2 separate regions of the Homo sapiens genome follow, and region 2 is linked to region 1. Evidence: chromatin loops called from intact Hi-C (ENCODE). Cell type or tissue: HepG2. All regions are shown on one strand.

What was found. A loop is a pair of places that touch in the nucleus more often than their neighbours do. Peaks named below come from ENCODE experiments on the same cell type or tissue, not always from the same donor. Only the 100,000 strongest peaks of a DNase experiment are listed, where the experiment ranks them.
Region 2: a loop joins it to region 1, with 2.7 times the contacts of the local background. A loop is called at or near these places in 1 of 110 quality-filtered maps.

What each region holds. Positions count from the first base shown.
Region 1 is chr4:103,303,980-103,308,979 of GRCh38, reverse strand. No RefSeq gene overlaps it. Among named protein-coding and RNA genes, the nearest start is that of CENPE, 110 kb to the right of the region's middle. RefSeq lists an enhancer at 1,595-2,112. In HepG2, no CTCF peak of the experiment used is centred here; a DNase peak (open chromatin) is centred at 2,009; H3K4me3 peaks cover 1,565 bases.
Region 2 is chr4:103,254,862-103,259,861 of GRCh38, reverse strand. No RefSeq gene overlaps it. Among named protein-coding and RNA genes, the nearest start is that of CENPE, 59 kb to the right of the region's middle. RefSeq lists an enhancer at 3,188-4,387. In HepG2, no CTCF peak of the experiment used is centred here; no DNase peak of the experiment used is centred here; H3K4me3 peaks cover 2,556 bases.

The DNA.
Region 1 (5,000 bases):
GCAAAAAATAGCAGCAAAAGAAAATCTTTCTCTGTTTTCTCAACAGTATTTTTCTCTGAAAAATAAAATCATCTTATAGTCAATTAGAAAACAATTAGACACTTGAAGTATATCAACTTGACACCCAAAAATTCAAATTGATTTCTGTATCTCATTCAGTTTTAACATCTAAATGTATAATAGCTGGTCTTATTTTCAAAGCATGTTCTCAATCCCCAGAGTCAGCTTTCTCAAGCTCACAATTTTCATATTTTTATTGGTGACTGTATTATCTCATCCTGATCTTTATATTACCTTCACTATAAAAACTGTTACTGCCAAAATGTCAAAAAATATCTGTAAAGTTGTGATTCAAGGGAATCTGAGAAACCATTTTTCAGGTTAGTCCTCAAAAGTAAATTCAACAGTGTAAGCAAGAATCAGCCATGTAGATTCTAACACCTAACCCAAGCCCTATGCCCTAACTCCTAACCTATTCTATATAACCTGCACTGCTCAACAGGGAGCTCCAGTATCCTGCGCTGGAGATGGTGCCTGGCAGGACGTGCTGATCCCACCTTCACAGGCCTGTGCAGTGCACATGCGTGTTCTGCAACTTCCAGGGTGGAAGTGAGAAATGAGGCAAGAGGCAGGGGTCTGTGCTGCTGCTGAAGAGGAGCTTGGCTGCGAAGCTCCCCGTTTCCCATAAATAGTGAGAAAAAAACTTCATCCTCTGGAACTGTTCCAAGGCATCTTTTTTTTTTTTTTTTTTTTTTTTTAATGTGTCAGTGTTGGCAGGGGGCAGACATGGAGATAACCAGAGAACAGAGAAGATTCCGGCCAAGATAAATGACTAGGAGCAACTAGTGTGGGCCGCTCTCACAGAGAGAAGAGTGTTGAGTAAATACTAGCTCTTCAACTGGATCTTCCAGGAGGACGCACTGGGAATCATCAAGGAAGCAACACGACCTATGTAGAACAGAGAAGAGTGAGACACGACAGCCACCCACCCAGGAGTGGCGCAGAGCCATGGGAGACTCCCACTGCGAAGAAACAGTGAGCTAGTGAGAGTTCCTAGGGACCCACATTTCTGCCACGGAACTTTGCAACCCTGAAATCAAGAGATTCCCCCATGACTCTCCCCCAGCCGGGGCCTCCAGACTGAAAAAGACAGCCATGTGGAGTCTGGGCACAGTCACAGTTCAGGCACATGAGAAGTACGGGACTCTTTGATCCCTGGGCATCCCAGCACCAGCAGCTGCAGCTCCTGCAACATCGGAGGCCAGGATCCCTAGCATGCCCCCAGGATAGGGGCCGAATCCGTGGACTGAGCAGTGGATGAACAGCAGGCCTCACCTCTACTGCACCTCTCTGGACACGGCCCACTGGCCTGGGACCGTAATGCAGCCACCCCAACCACTCCTGAGCTCTCCATCGGGGAACAGCTCTGCACTTCCCTGAGACGCAGCTACCAGAGGCAGCAGACAGGCTCTCATGTTTGCTGCTACACAGTCCTCTCTCCTGTTACCCTCGGACTCCAGAGGAAAAGCAGTGATTAGAATCTAACATGGACCCTCAGCATAGTTCCGTTGCCTTACAGAAAAGCGGCCAGTCTGTTTCGATGCAGGTCCGTGCCTCAGCTGCTCCTCACCGTGGAGGGCCTCTCCACCTGGGCCCCCAGCACAACCACTCTGCCCCAGCCTGAATACTTCAGTCAGTGGCAGCTTTGCATTTCTCCAGGGAGGAAACTCCAGAGACAACCCAAAGTCCCTCTGCCATTGCAGCTTCAGTGGTACTGCCCTTGCTGCTCTCGGTCTGGGAGAGGAAGAAAGGGTGTGGTCGCTATGCTGGCACCCCAGCACATGGCAGCCATCATGCAGAAAGGAGCCCAGACTTTCTTCCCTGTGAACCGCCACCCCGGACTCTTTACCAGGCAGGGCCCCAAGCTCATGACTGCAGAGCAGCTGCCCCACCCCCAGCTGAACATTCCCACTGGCAGCGGCTCTGTTTCTCTGGGGTGGAGCTTCCAGAGGCAAACAACAGCCGCTCTGTCACTGCCACTGAAGTGATTCTGACCTTGCTGCCACCCGACTAAGAGCCTAGGAACTTTACTTGCAATTCCAGCACACCAATGTTGATACAGGAGTAGATAAAAATGATTTAGACAGATAGTGAGGGCAAATAGTCCCAGACAGAACTTCGCTTCTCACAAAAAGCAGCCCAAGAAATCACTTCTTTTCTAACAAACAGCAACTGGAAGATTGGGCTGCAAACATAGATAAGGAAGCTGGAAGCTTGCATGAGGGGATGCTGGCCGTTGCACAGATAGAAAGGGCTACAAAGGACCAGGCACGTCCACCATGGGGGTTCCACCTCCCCTTTTTAGCAGATGCACAGTAAGAAAGAAATAAGCAACATGGAATAGCTCAAGCTGAGGAACTGCCTGCATAATAAAACATTGGGGTGGGGGGCTACCAGAGATTTGTACCCTAAGTAGATAGCACACCTGGTCCTAACTGGTTTTTCATGCTCTATGCTGATCAGATACCACCTCCCCACTAGCTCGTCTATAAAAACCCCTGCATTTCACTGCAGTACAGCAACCCTTTTTCTGGGATCCCTCTCTGTAGCAGAGAGCTGTTCTCTTTCTTTTTCCTATTAAATTTCTATTCTCAACCTCATCCTTGGTGTGTCACATCCTTGATTTCCTTGGCCATGAGACCAAAAGCTCTGGGTGTCACCCCAAACAATGAGGCCACTTCACTGTTGTCATATGGAAAGGAGCCCAGTCTCTCCTCTCTGTGATCCTTCCACCCCCCCCCCCCCCCCCCGCCACTCTTCGCCAATCAGGGCCCCCCAGCTCAAGCCAGCAGTGCAGCCACTCCTGCACTGCTGAACATTTCCAGTGGCTGGACATGGAAATGGCTGAACATTTCCATTAACAGTGGCTCTGCATTTCTCTGAGATAGAGCTCCCAGAGGCAACTGAAAGTCCCTCTGCACCTGCCACTGCAGTGGTACTGCCCTTAGAATGGGGAAGGAACAAAGATCCTGAAGGCTTTACCCACAACTCCAGCAAGCTGCAGTCTCCCTAAGGAAAAGAGACCACTCTATCTCCCTTGTGAGCTCCCCACCCCCAATTCATCACCAGGCAGGGCCCCACAGCTTGGGCTCACAACACAGCTGCCCCACCCCAGGCCAGTCACACCAATTGGCAGCGGCTCTGCTTTTCTTTTGAGTGGAGCCCCAAGAAACAAATGAAAGCCCCTCTGCCTCTGCCACAGCCACTTCCAAGGCCCCTTGCCCTGCTGCCTCCAAGTTGGGGAAGGAACATAAAGCCTGAGCTCACTCCAGGGCTGTGGTATACCAAGCCAAGATCTACAGCCAGCACTGAAGGAGGAGAGGAGCCCACAACTTCAAAGCACTGAGTGGGAGCACAGCCGCAATCATGAGGAAACACAGAGGAGCCACGTGGCCAAGCAAGAGCCTAGCTATTGGCCATTATGCTTAAACACCATCTACTGGATCAAAGCCCAAAATTCAACACCAAAAATACTTTGCTAATATGCCCTCCTGTGAAACCAAGGACAAGAAGTCAGCTACAAATAAAGACCCTACACAAAGCCTTGGCCCTCTGAAAACATCCAGAAAAGAAATCAAATAAAAGTGTACTCAAATTACATCACAGTTAAAGGAACATTAGCCCACATAGTGAGAAAGAACCAGCTCAAGAACTCTGGCAACTCAAAAAGCCAGAGTATCTTAGTAAGGCTGAAATAGCTAAGATGACAGACATACAATTCACAATTTTTTGAATAGGAATGAAGATCATCAAGATTCCAGGGAAAGTTGAAGTCCGAGGAATCTAAGTATTACAATGAAATGATGCAGAAGCTGAAACAATAAATGGCCATTAAAAGAAGGAACAAAACTGATCTGATACAGCTAAAAAACATACTACAAGAATTTCATAATGCAATCACAAGTAGACCACAGCAGAATAGACCAAGCTAAGGAAAGAATCTCAAAGCTCAAGACTGGTTATCCAAACTAATTCAGTGAGAAAGAAATAAAGAAAAAAGTATAAAACAGAATGAACAAAACCTCCGAGAAATATGAAATTATGTAAAGAGACCAAATCTATGATTCATTGGTATCCTTGAAATACAGGGAGAGAAAACAAGCAACTTGGAAGACATATTTGTGGATAATGTTCACAAAAGTTTCCCCAGCCTTGCTAGAGAGGCCAACATTCAAATTCAGGAGATGCAGAAAACTCCTACAAGATCCTATACAAGATAACTATCCCCAAGACACATAGTCTTCAGATTCTCCAAGGTCAATGTGCAAGAAAACATAGTAAAGGCAACTAGAGAGAAGGGGCAGGTCACCTACAAAAGGAACCTCATCAGGTTAACATGAGCCTTTCAGTAGGAAACCTACAAGGCAGAAGAGATTCAGGGCCTATATTCAGCATTCTTAAAGAAAAGAATACCAACAACAATCAAAAAAGATAAAGAAGGCCATTACATAATGGTAAAGTATTCAATTCAACAAGAAGATCAACCATACTAAATGTATATGCATTCAAGACTGGGGCACTCAGATCCAAAAACCAAGTTCTTAGAGAACTATGAAGACACCTAGATAACCACATAATAGTAGTGAGAGACTTCAACACCCCACTGACTGTAGTAGACAGATCATTGAGGCAGAAAACTAACAAAGATATGATATGCACGACCCAACTCAACACAACCAAATGGGCCTAAAGACATCTACAGAACACTCCAGCCAAAAGCAACAGAATACACATCATTCTCATTTGCACATGGTACATACTCTAAAATTGACCACACAATTGGCCATGAAACAATCCTCAGCAAACTTTTAAAAAATTGAAATTATACCAAACACACTCTTAGACCACAGTGCAATAAAAATATAAATACTTTAAAATCATTTAAAACTATACAGTTATGTGGAAAGTAAAGAACCTGCTCCTGAACAACTTTTGGGTAA
Region 2 (5,000 bases), 49 kb after region 1:
GAAAAATTTCATTCAATAAGTACTTATTGAATGCACACATTTTACATGTTATGTCATGAATTTTAAAGTCAAATCTATGCATCTATAGTCATTTAGCATATGAACTTTAAGTATCCATTCAAAATTGATGAAATAGGAAACAGAAAAACAGTAAAACCGATATATAAATTAAAATCTGCTACTTGGATACATTTCTAAAATAGAAAATGATTTAATAAAAATGAAAGAGCATAAATACACAAAATAAGAAATGACAAAGGCCAAATAACCATATAAATCAATTTTAGTTTTGAAAACTGTATTATGAAACTATACTCAAATACATTTTAAAACTTGAGTGAAATGGAAAATTTTCTAGTGATTACAATGTAACACAACTAACAGAAGAAAAAAGAAATGTAAAACTGTAAACAAGCCAATTACCATCAAAAAAGAAAACAGAAAGAAAGATAAAAGAGCTACTCCATAAAGAGCACCAGACTCAGATGTTTCTGGGGAGAGTTCTACGCAATATTTTTAGATCACACAATTCTAGTGTTATTTAAACTGTTTCAGAGCATATATAAAAGAGAGAAAAAAACAAATTCAATTTAAAGATGCTGGGCTAATACTGATACCTTAAGTTACAAAGTTCACACAAGAATAAAAAAACTGCAAACTAATATCACTTATGATTATCAATGCAAAAATTATACATAATGTATTGGCAAATGTCATCCAGTAGCACACTGAAAGGAAAACACAGGATGACCAAGTAAGTTTATTCCAGGAATGCAAAAATTGTTCAATATCACGAAATCCTAATAGCTCAAAGGAGAGAAAATCATACAATTATCTCCACAGATATAGAAAATGCATTTAGCATAGTTTAGCAGCAATTCTCAATTTTAAAAAAGAAGAAAATAGTTAATAAAACAGGACTCAGTGGATGCTTTTTTAATATGATCTTACCCTTGATGGAAGAACATTAGATGAATTTTTACATAAGGTTCTCTGCTTACTATTACCATTGCTGTTTAATATTTCAAGGGATTAGATAGGTGATTAGATATGCATTGTAAAAAACACCTACCAACACCAAGGAGGACAATGAGCTGGACACAGGACAGAGAATTCTATATGCCAAAAGGAGAGTTAGAAGGCCATTGCAATAACCCAGGTATAAAAGCACAAGTGCCTGAACTAATGTAGTGAAAATTGGAATAGAGAGCCACAAGCTTTAAAATTATACATGGTCAATTCAGTAAAACTTAATTGTTGATGGAATAAAAGAGATTAGTCCCAGATACTTGGGCTAGTTGACACATCATACAGTTACTGACTAAGATAGAGAACACAGGAGGATATTTGTATGAGAAAATTCCTTCAATCTTTAAAAACTTGAGTTAGAAGAAATAGTGAAAATCAATGAGGGACCATCTACTACATAGTTGGATATTCGGGTTTGGGAAAAAATTCAACACAAGAACTCTTGATTTCTCTATCATGTTTCTATCTAACCCTCACAACAAGTTCATGAGATCAGTATTATTATCCTAACTTTACAAATAAGCAACAAATCAATAAATTACAGGAAAAAAAAAGAAGACCTGGGGTTTTAAAACTCTGTCTCAGTATACTGCCTCTAAGACAGAAGTATGATATAGAAAGAAACTAACAAAGATGATGTCTAATCATATACAGAAGGAAACAAGAGAAAAGAACATCAATGAAAATAAAAACAGGGACTCAAGGGTTGATATATCAATCACACTAACTTATAGTTGCATGTGTACATGAAATGTTCGTGAAGTACTTTTACATGTATTACAAAAATCTCAGGTATCATCATTTCTCCCTTACAGCATTAGAAAACTTTAGGGCATACTAGTAAGTCACACTCCCGACAAACTCTACTGCCATTATGTTAAGATTTATTTTTGACACCCTTTCTGATGTTCTTTCTACTTCTACTAAGGTATGGTACCACTACATAGCAGTATATGGACTAAGCACTATTAAAATCTTACTAAAAATAACTCAAAATTTTGACAAAAGAAACTAAGTGACTCCCATTAGTTAGATTATTGAGATATTACTGAATAAGACTTATCATGAAGATGACAATAATTATTTTCAAAACTTTGATAGAGAAGTAATTGCTCTGAAGTGAGTCAGGCAAAACATATAACCATATTGGATGTGGACTTGTTTCTGCTGATTCACTGTGAGAAACAACATAGTCAGAATTTAACTAGAGCAACCTTGAAGCACTACTTAGGAAACTTAGGTGGTTTGAGGGCACACGTAGTATTTCTCCTTCTGCTTCTATTAAAGATCATGATTTTGGAAATAAAAACTCAACAGTGGCTACATAGATATGATACAAGAATAAAACTTATTGATTCATAAGCCTTACTGTGCCAATCTAGTGGAGAGCATTTAGATGAGAAAGAAGAAAGAAAGAAAGAAAGAAAGAAAGAAAGAAAGAAAGAAAGAAAGAAAGAAAGAAAGAAGAAAAGAAAGAAGGAAAGAAAGAAAGAAAGAAATAATGTTATTACAGATTCAGATTTCCACGTAGAAAACAGGAATGAATCATCCCTAACACAGGTGACAAATTCAGCACAGGCAAGAGATGGTAGTGATAAGGAGTTTCGATTATCTGAATATCTGCTAGAACTCAAATCTTGCTTTTGAAAAAACTGCCTTAGATATATTCTAGTCTTCTCTCCCTCTTTTATTTTTATTTTTTGGTCATCACTTCTTCCCTTTCTGATAATATCCTCATGCTTCCCTTTCTGATAATATCCTCATGCACAAGCCTGAAGAAACATATTTAACTGCTATTTTAACATGTTATTTTGGACTAGTTTGTAATATGAGCAGGATAGAAATTTAAATAGGAAATTACCTCTTCTAATAGCAGAAGAAATACTAGACATAGTCAAACAGCAAATTTAAAATGTATTGAGAAAGGAGAGAAAAATATTATGATCTCAAAGTTTTTAACACAAATGATACAGAAGTGACATAAAATCTGAAGATAGCTCTCAAAAGACTAAAGCCAAGACCATGCTGAAATTGTGGAAAACCTAAAAACAAGTGAGACATTTTAATCTAATTTCAGGGAAGCAATGAACAAGCAATGCCTATTTCTCTGCTAGAGGTAGATAATGAAAAGTTAATGGATGATAAAGAGATGGCAGAATGATCCATTAAGCATATTCATTTTCATTTTCTCCAAGAAGTACAATCTTTATGAATATGTTACCCTAAAGCTTGCCTGAGCTGTTCAGATATCACCACAAATTCTAAACAATCCTGGAGGGTCAATGGGGCAAGATACTCTCCAATGAAGAGCAAGTACTAAACATTCCATTTAATTCATAAATATTTCAGTGTATGTCTAAAAGAAAAGGATTCTTTTTATTTAAAAAATTATCACTCTTTTAAACATTAACAATTATTTTATATGAAAAACAGTATGGAGATTTCTCAAAGAACTAAAAGTAGATCTACCATTCAATTCAACATCCCACTACCGGGTATCTACCCAAAGGAAAAGAATTCACTATATCAAAAAGATACCTGCGAGGAGGAGCCAAGATGGCCGAATAGGAACAGTTCCGGTCTACAGCTTCCAGCGTGGGCGACGCAGAAGACGGTGATTTCTGCATTTCCATCTGAGGTACGGGGTTCATCTCACTAGGGAGTGCCAGACAGTGGGCGCAGGTCAGTGGGTGCGCGCACCATGCGCGAGCCGAAGCAGGGTGAGGCATTGCCTCACTTGGGAAGCGCAAGGGGTCAGGGAGTTCCCTTTCTGAGTCAAAGAAAGGGGTGACGGATGGCACCTGGAAAATCGGGTCACTCCCACCCGAATACTGCGCTTTTCCGACTGGCTTAAAAAATGGCGCTCCACGAGATTATATCCCACACCTGGCTCGGAGGGTCCTACGCCCACAGAGTCTCGTTGATTGCTAGCACAGCAGTCTGAGATCAAACTGCAAGGCGGCAGCGAGGCTGGGGGAGGGGCACCCGCCATTGCCCAGGCTTGATTAGGTAAACAAAGCAGCCGGGAAGCTCGAACTGGGTGGAGCCCACCACAGCTCAAGGAGGCCTGCTTGCCTCTGTAGGCTCCACCTCTGGGGGCAGGGCACAGACAAACAAAAAGACAGCAGTAACCTCTGCAGACTTAAATATCCCTGTCTGACAGCTTTGAAGAGAGCAGTGGCTCTCCCAGCACGCAGCTGGAGATCTGAGAATAGGCAGACTGCCTCCTCAAGTGGGTCCCTGACCCCTGACCCCCGAGCAGCCTAAATGGGAGGCACCCCCCAGCAGGGACAAACTGACACCTCACACAGCAGGGTATTCCAACAGACCTGCAGCTGAGGGTCCTCTCTGTTAGAAGGAAAACTAACAAACAGAAAGGACATCCACACCAAAAACCCATCTGTACATTACCATCATCAAAGACCAAAAGTAGATAAAACCACAAAGATGGGGAAAAAACAGAACAGAAAAACTGGAAACTCTAAAAAGCAGAGCACCCCTCCTCCTCCAAAGGAACGCAGTTCCTCACCAGCAATGGAACAAAGCTGGATGGAGAATGACTTTGACGAGCTGAGAGAAGGCTTCAGACGATCAAATTACTCTGAGCTACGGGAGGACATTCAAACCAAAGGCAAAGAAGTTGAAAACATTGAAAAAAATTTAGAAGAATGTATAACTAGAATAACCAATACAGAGAAGTGTTTAAGGAGCTGATGGAGCTGAAAACCAAGGTGCGAGAACTACGTGAAGAATGCAGAAGCCTCAGGAGCCGATGCGATCAACTGGAAGAAAGGGTATCAGCAATGGAAGATGAAATGAATGAAATGAAGCGAGAAGGGAAGTTTAGAGAAAAAAGAATAAAAAGAAATAAGCAAAGCCTCCAAGAAATACGGGACTATGTGAAAAGACCAAATATACGTCTGATTGGTTTACCTGAAAGTGATGGGGAGAATGGAATCAAGTTGGAAAAC